2 separate regions of the Homo sapiens genome follow, and region 2 is linked to region 1. A link is an interaction called in ENCODE POLR2A ChIA-PET data of the cell type or tissue named here. Cell type or tissue: OCI-LY7. All regions are shown on one strand. Each heading gives the region's core, and the rest is flanking DNA. Links, peaks and the distances in the headings are about the cores only. Region 1 has its middle 17 kb from the start of LINC02832. Region 2 has its middle 82 kb from the start of LINC01803.

Evidence for each region. ChIA-PET counts read pairs that join two places held together with the same protein. Peaks named below come from ENCODE experiments on the same cell type or tissue, not always from the same donor. Only the 100,000 strongest peaks of a DNase experiment are listed, where the experiment ranks them.
Region 2: POLR2A ChIA-PET joins it to region 1 with 5 read pairs; 2 of 35 experiments call an interaction of 5 or more read pairs at or near these places.

The regions. Positions count from the first base shown.
Region 1 is chr2:219,710,676-219,715,065 of GRCh38, reverse strand. No RefSeq gene overlaps it. Among named protein-coding and RNA genes, the nearest start is that of LINC02832, 17 kb to the left of the region's middle. In OCI-LY7, for the core only: no CTCF peak of the experiment used is centred there; a DNase peak (open chromatin) is centred at 1,775.
Region 2 is chr2:219,820,694-219,825,083 of GRCh38, reverse strand. No RefSeq gene overlaps it. Among named protein-coding and RNA genes, the nearest start is that of LINC01803, 82 kb to the left of the region's middle. In OCI-LY7, for the core only: no CTCF peak of the experiment used is centred there; no DNase peak of the experiment used is centred there.

The DNA of each region.
Region 1 (4,390 bases), core at 101-4,100:
CATATTAAGCCTAGCTCCCCACCCAGGCTTTCCGAGGCATGAGCTTCCCAAGGCTCTGGGTCCCACTAGCTTGCCTCTTGGCTTTTCCTTCCTCTCTTGTCCCATTTGGACCTGGTAATATAGGTTCTGGGCAATCTACTTCCTGACCAACTGGGACATCTGGAATGCAGCCCCCAGAACCACCCCCAGACCCCACAAGGCATTGCCAATGCTCAGTGCCCACCCCAGGCCAAGGCTTGAAATTGTCAATGACCAAAACAAAGGACAGGTTGTCAGCACTTTGTGTACTCTTCCAAGCCCACATGGGAAAGTCAACTCAACAAGTTTTCTATACCACCTACAACTGAGCACCACAGAAGTTAAATATAATCAAGGAAAAAGGAGAATAATGTGGAGAAAAAAAGTGGTATCAGCACACAGATCTAGATATTTCCCTGTTCCCTCTCTCTCTATTCACAGTGCCACCACAGGCATAGTGGTTGTCTTAGTCCATTTTGATTGCTATAACTAAAATATCATAGACGAGTGGCTCAAGCCTTTATTTCTCACAGTTCTGGAGGCTGAGAAGTCCAAGATCAAGGCATGAGCAGATTCAGTGTCTGATAAGGCCTTGTATTAGATTGTTTTTGCATTGCTATAAATAAATAAATACCTGGGACTGAGTAGTTTATAAAGAAGAATTTTAATTGACTCACAGTTCTGCGGCCTGTACAGGAAGCATGATGCTGCCATGTACTCATCCTCTAGGGAGGCCTCAGGAAGCTTACAATCATGCCAGAAGGCCAAGGAGCAGACAGCACTTCAAATGGCTGGAACAGCAGGAAAAGAGAGAGGAGAGGGGTGCCACACACTTTTAAACAGCCAGATCTCACAAGAACTTACTATCATGATAACAGCATCAAGGCTGATGGTGTTAAACTGTGAGAAACCACCCCCATGAGCCAATCACCTCTTACCAGGCCCCACCTCTAACACTGGGGATTACATTTCAACATGATATATGGGCAGGGACAAAGATCCAAACCATATCAGGCCCTCCTCCTGGCTCACGGATGGCTGTCTTCTCACTGAGACCTCATATGGCAGAAGGGGTAGGGAGCTTTCTGGGGTCTTTTTTATAAGGGCACTAATTTCCTTCATGAGGACTCCACTCTCATGATCTAATCACCTCCCAAGGACCTTCCCACTTCCAAATACCATCACACTGGAGATTAAGTTTCAACATACAAATTTTGAGGGGACAGAAAGATTCAGTTTACAGTAGTGCTTAAGGGTACAGGCTCTGGAACCAGCTGCCCAGGTTCAAATTCTGGTTCTGCTACTAACTGTGACACTTGGGCAAGCAAATTACCTCAATGTCCCATTTCCTTCATCTGCAAAATTGAGATAATAATAGCAGGACCTACCTCATAGTGGTGTCATGAGAAATCAATGTGAAATACGTGCAAAAACATTTAGACCAGTGCCTGGCACACATTAACTATGGTTTCCACCACTTCACTTTACTCAGGCTCCAAACCTCTCTTATTTCCAACCCATTTCTAATCACTTGTCAAGCCCAGTCATTATGTACCTGCATATCTCACATATTCTCCCTCTCCTCTCCATTCTCTTCACCACTAGTTGAATTCAGACTCTGAGGCATAACCTACCATTTGCCTTCCCCAACATCCCTTCTCCCCTTTCTCCTTAATGAATGAACTCTCCATTTTAGCCAGGCACATGGCGACCCAGCTAAAAGACTACATTTCCCAGACTCCCCTCCAGTTAGATGTGGCCATGTGACTAAATTCTAGCCAATGGGAAGTAGGCAAGCATGTTATGTGGGACTTCTGGGAAGTTGTTCTATAAAAACATGCTTTTCTACCCCATTCCTCAACTTTGCTGCTGGAATGACCTTGAGAATGACTGCAGCACCCTAGGGATGGCACAGCAGAGAGCTAGAAAAGGACTAGATCCCTGTTAACTTTGTGGTGCCTACACATCAATTTTGGACTTCTTACCATAACTTCTTTTATATGAGAGAGAAATAAACTTAACTTGTAAACGTTCCTAGTACAGGCAGAGGAAATTAATCTTGACTAATCACCTCTCTGTTTCCCAGATTACAGGAATGGGTTCCTAATTTCTCTCCGTCTGTATCCCCATCTGACCTCTCTGCCTACACTGCTGCCAGACTGATCTCCCTGAAGCACAGCTCAGCACCCTGACAGAGTCTTCAATGACCTCCCCATTGCCCAGTCTTCTCAACTACCATGATTTGTCCCCCACCTTCTTTTCCACTCTTACCCCCACTCCTTCCCTCCTTTCCCAACCAGATCCAATTACGTCTCATTTCACATTCTCATCCCATTCTGTCCTGCCCTCTGTCTTTACCTATACACTCTCCCTTTAGACTTTATGTGTCCAATTCTGGACAGTCTTTCAGTGTTCAGATGCCATTCAGCCTCCTCCATGGAGCCAGTCTACCCCTAAGCCAGGAGTAATTTTCTATCCTCAGAACCTCCCCAGTGCTCACCTCCTGCTTGTGTCAGGGAAGGTAACAAACATGATAAATGTTAGGCAAGTCACAGGCTTAAGGAAGCTCACAAGCCTCTTTTTCTTCTTTTTAAATTAAACTTTTTTATTTGAAATCATTATAGATTCACATGCACTTGTAAGAAATAGTACAAAGACATCTCCTGTACCCTTTACCCAGTTTTGCTAATCACACCATATTTCAAAACCATAGTACACATAGTACAATATCAAAGCCAGAAAAATGACATTGATACAATCCACCAATTGTATTCAAATTTCTTTTTTTTTTTTTTTTTGAGACGGAGTCTTGCTCTGTCACCCAGGCTGGCGCAAGCTCAGCTCACTGCAACCTCCACCTCCCGGGTTCAAGCGATTCTCCTGCCTCAGCCTCCTGAGTACCTGAGATTACATGCACATGCCACCAAGCCTGGCGAATTTTCTTTGTATTTTTAGTAGAGACGGGGTTTCACCATGTTGGTCAGGCTGGTCTGGAAAACCTGACCTCGTGATTCAGCCTCCCAAAGTGCTGGGATTACAGACGTGAGCCACCGTGCCCAGCCTGGATTTCCTCATTTTTATGTGTGCTCATGTGTGTGTACGTCTGGGCTTCTGCAGTTTTATTACATGTGTAGATTAGCATATCCACTACTACAGTGAAGATACAGAACCATTCCAAGGCTTCCTTCTCCTGTTACCCTTTTATAACTACCTACATGCATCCACCTCACTCCCACCCCACACTCCCATTGCTAACCCCATCCATCTCTAATCTGCTCTCCATCTCTACCATGTGTTATTGTTTATATAAATGAAATCATACAATATGTAATCCTTTGGATTGACTTTTTCACTCAGCACATTTCCCTTGAGATTCATCCAAGTTGTCCCATGCACCAGTAACTCATTCCTGTTTATGGCTGAGCAGTATTCAGTGATATAGATGTACCATAGTTTATTTAACCATTCGCCCACTGAGAAACATCTAGCTTATTCCCAGTCTTTGGCTATTACAAATGAAGCTGCTATCAATATTTGTCAACAGGTTTTTGTGTATTCTTCCTCTGTTTTTAGAAATACAAATGCAAATCCTGGTGGACTTTTGCTACAAAGACGTTATTTCCTTTAAAGCTGTAAGTTAAACAAGAGAGTCACAAGCCTCCTTGGACCATGACTCCTGCTCAGAGGCTCTGGCATCTTCTTGAGCAGGAAGCCATACCAGCACTGGGCTTCCTCCTTCTGGCTTCACATCTATGGGTGGGGCTCACCAAACCCCCAAACCATGCCCCCCCATTTTAAACCTGCTGTCAACATCCTCCATGATAGCCCTTTTTCCAGAAGCTAGGAAAGAAATAGAAATAAAAGCCCAAAGCAGATTTATCCTGGCTCAAGAAGACATTACGTATCTCAGAGAACTTTCAAACTAGAAACTGCCTTTTCAGGGGTTCTCTGCCCCTTATGAGAAGGAGTCACTGGGGCCATTTCCTCCTGTCTTCTTTCATTACATTTTGTCTCCTTCTATCTTAACACACCCTATAGTAACGGTGTGTCTATTTGCATCCCTTCCCATCCCCAGCTATACTTGACTTCTCTCCTGGTAGACTGTAAACTTCTTGGGGAAGAATCTAAATTTGGTTCATCTTTGCAGCCCTACCGAGCATACCTAGACCAATACCTCGCATGAGTAGCCACTCATTCAAGCATTAAATTAAAATAGATGAGATTTATTAATTAACTGCATCAGTGAAGACCAGACTTGGCAGAAAGAATCTATGGAAAAGACAGACCCCAAAACCATCATACAAAGAAGGGATCCACTTGGATTTGCTGAGGAAAGGAAGAAACACTGTTGAGCAGGGGTTGCTAGGACCCT
Region 2 (4,390 bases), core at 129-4,128, 110 kb before region 1:
TAAAGTTCTGTTAAGGTTGCAGTCTCTCCAGTCTGATCCTGACAAAAATGTGATTTCTTTTGAAACCATTTCCCACCTTCAAAGGAAAAAGCTAAGCTTTTTAACATAAAGGCTTCAAGCATGGTGCATCTCATACTCCCCACTGCCCAGGCCTCAGGAAAGCCCTCCTAGAACTAGAGGAATGAGATATGGTCGGCAGAGTGACATGAGCCAATCAGGCGGCTCTCGTTGTGCTAACCTTGTATTTGCTCTTTTCCTTTCACTTGTTATTTTGTGGAATAGGATGGCGACAGCTGTGATTCACTGTCCCCCAGAGTGCTTCTTGGAAATTGGGACATTCCAGGGCAGAGGTGGAAAGGAAAGAGCAATGAAGAACTTGCTTTTGATCTTTCATTCAGTTTGCCCTTTTTGGTGTTTACAATAGTGGAACCTGGGTTGGCACTTCCATTTTTACCCATTTTGTGGGGAAGAAAAGACATGTATAGAATCTCTACACACACACACACACACACACAATATGATGGTAGCTTATCTCAGATTCATCACTTGCTTTTAGAAAGAAAAAACTAAATACATGGAGAGATGAGATCAGAAAAGAAGTAGGAAGAGTCCCCAAAAGTTGTTTGCTTCTACTTCCCAGTAGGAGTGAAGAAGGAAGAACACAGAGGAAAATCAAACCAGCACTCAACGATGTACACAGAATCATCTACTTCTGGGTTATAAAAATAATTAGAAATTAAGCCTTTAGATATTTGAATCTTTTTTTCTTTGCTTCTCACACTCTAAAGCCAGGAAATTGACATTAAAGCATCGGCAAGGCTAGGACATGTGGTAATCACACATCCACTAGAGAGAATTTATAAAACCCCTCAAAAGAGTTTTTTTTTTTTTTGAGACGGAGTCTTGCTCTGTCACCCAGGCTAGAGTACAGTGGCGTGATCTCGGCTCACTGCCACCTCTGCCTCCCGGGTTCAAGCCATTCTCCTGCCTCAGCCTTCCGACTAGCTAGGACTACAGGTGACCGCCACCATGCCCAGCTAATTTTGTATTTTTTAGTAGAGATGGGGCTTCACCATGTTGGCCAGGCTGGTCTCAAACTCCTGACCTCAGGTGATCCGTCTGCCCCGGCCTCCCAAAGTGCTGGAATTACAGGCATGAGCCACCACGCCCAGCCCCCTAAGAGAGTTTCTAATCTGTAAAAATGCAGGCCTTGCTCAGAATCGAGGAAGACAAGACACACAGCTCAGTGAGACTCAGAGGAGTGTTCATCTCTATTTGGCCCTGGTGCAAAAGCAACAGCTGGATTAAGCCACATTATATCCGCTGCCAGAATGAGCTGCCTAGGAACCAGGTGACCTCTTGTATACTTCTGCTCTCAGAATACTTCACTTTCCCAGTTCACCTCTCAGGCCCTAGGGAATCATGAGTATTTATCTGCTGGGCCATTCATCTGAGACGCAGAGGAGGAATCCAAATGCCAAGATGCTACACTAAGTCCTAGCCCGAGCCTCTCCTTGCTGGTGGGTGATCACAAGATGCCAGCCTCTGCCAAAAGGAGAACATCTCCAAGTGAAGTACAAGGCTCTCTAAAGCAGGCTGATTTATCCCATCTCTCTTGAGAATAACCCTGCTTCTCTTTCTAAATGAGAGGTCGACCAGTTATGCTCTCAGTGGCTAAAACTAGGAGGTAGCTACAGCCTATGGCACTTAACACACATTATCTCATTTAACCCTCCATAACCACTCACGAGCTATGCATGATTGCTATCCCCATTTTGCAGATTCAGAGATTAAGTGATTCGTCAAATATGGTATGACCTGTCGGTGGTGAAGCCAGGATTCCAGCTCAGATCTGAGCTCTTTACCACTAAATTACAAGACCTGCCACAAAAGAGTCATCAAAGGGTACTTTGGAAGGCCGAGGCAGGCAGATCACTTGAGGCCAGGAGTTTGAGACCAGCCTGGCCAACATGGTGAAACCCCATCTCTAGCCAAAAAATACAAAACATTTAGCTGGGTGTGGTGGCACATGACTATAGTCCCAGCTACTCGGGAGGCTGAGGCAGGAGACTTGCCTGAACCCGGGAGGCAGAGGTTGCAGTGAGCCAAGACCATGCCACTGCACTCCAGCCTGGGTGACAGAGCAAGACTCTGTCTCAAAAAAAAAAAAAAAAAAAGGCATCAACGGGGCAGCTGTTTGGGCCTGGGCTCAAATGTATATTGTCATCCTCTACTTCCTGAAGGAAAGCCTCTGGGAATAGTCCCTAGGGGGCAATAGACAACTGGGACAGCCTGTTACCTTCCATTTGGGATTTGCTTTTCTTCCAACACTTTTGCTACATTGTGGATCGAGCTAATGAATTTTTTCCTAGGTTTCTCTTTCTGAATATTCTCCATTCTAAAGAACATCAGTTCTAGCAATTATCAATTGTTTCCATAATTGGGTTTCTCTACACATTTCTGAAAAGCGTTTTTAAAAAAAGTTGAAGTCATGACATTATTTATTTCTCTTGTCACATAGAATCTCTCTAAAATGATGCGTTATTTTCATGCCTCTTAGATACTCAGGCTTTCCAAAAAAAAAAAAATCTCCTTTGCAATCAGGTTTCAAAAATATGCCAGGAAGATTTTTACGTCCACACACTGGATCAAGATTTTGGTTGTGAGTCGGTCCAACCTGTGTTTACCCAGCAGGCACGTGGGCAGCAGGGGTCTCAGGGGACGGGTGCAGCTCCTACTATCATGGCCTCTGCCGCAACCCCTAGTCTCTGCTCCACCAATTGATACCAATTGCAAATAACTGAATTACAATCTTTCCTACTGAAGAAATTGTCTTTAAGAAAAAAGACTGTTCTTTATCCACTTGAGATAGCTACTTCAAATTTCAAAGCTAATAGTTTGAAGAATGCTAAGGAAGCAAAAACAATCACTAGACAATGTTAATTAAACTTGAATCGAATTATTAATTAAGAACAGACCCAGGAAAACAAAACTTTCTTCAGCCAAATGGAAATCTATATGTGAATTACTAGTTGAATGTATACTGTTTAGCCTTTCAACTGCAGGTCATAATACAAATTCAGGAACATGCTTATTGAGGACAAGCAGCTCCCACGATGCTATTCACTGCATCCAAATTCTAACATCCCCTTCAGGGGCAACATTTTATGAACTAAGAGGATAACATTAAAATAGCCTCCGCTTTCATAAATTCAACCTTGCCAGTATTTGTGAGCACTGAATCCCGAAAATTATGTCATAAATAAAAGAATTTTACAAGCCACTACCTCTTCTTTAAGCTCAGCCAAAGACCATAAAAAGATTATGAAGTTACATCTCTCCAAAATGTGCACAATCTCCGGGGCCAAGGTAGACTTCGCAGATCAAAGAGGAAGGTGTGTGGTCCCAGGGGGCCTGGGCAGCCTATTCCTGCAGCTCAGAGATGCCTCCACATCTCGTAACTCCTGCAGTTTTGCCCTTAAAATGAAACTTAGAAGCTAACAGCAACAGATATTCAGATTCAAAGTGAACATGGGCATAATAACCATTACCATGCGCTCCTAGTACTCAGATGCAATCTTGGAGACCTCACTCTTCTTCCAGCCATCCTTGAGTTAACTGAGTTAGTGACTCAGTGGTTCAGGGGAGGGGATGGGTGCTTGGTGTGACTGGAGGCTCATAAGTAAACTGCAAAATTGGATTGCATTCATTCATTCTTTCAACACTGATTTATCAAGATCTATTCTGTGCCAGGCAATATTGCATATAGCATAAGGACTTCCGAGTAGCATGAAGATCTGAGCAGCCTCTTGGACCAGCCCTTAGAAAATCTGGGATAGGTAGGGAACAGCCCAACCTCCACTTACTCTTGGGGCTGCTTTTTCTCTCTCTCCCTCCCTCTTTTCAATGACAAATTCTCTTTCTCTCCCTGCCCCCTCAACCCTGCTTTGAAGAGGGTACCTGAAGCCAATCACTTCCATGCTGGGGACTTCCCATATACTGGCTTATTTCACATCCCCTTGGCTATATATGGGAGGCAGCTTAGATTAGCAGGGGCTGCAGATGGCCACGGCTTCAGAATACCTTCGACAGAGAAGCCCAGCATGAGCCTGATAAAACCTCAGCCTGGCAGCTGCCACAGGCTTCTCACCTCACTCAGAGCCAAAGCTCAAACGTTCACAGTAGGCCCATGAGGTTGTGCACCATTTGCCCATTGCCGACCTCCCTGACATCTCCCTGCCTTGCTCTGCTCCCATTCCCAGAACACACCAGGCACATTTCTGCTTTAGGGCCTTTGTGTTGGCTGTTCCTCTGCACACTCTTCCCTGATGCCAGGTGGGCCCGTTGCTCATCTCTTCTAAGTCTTTACACAATTGTCACCCTCTCAGTG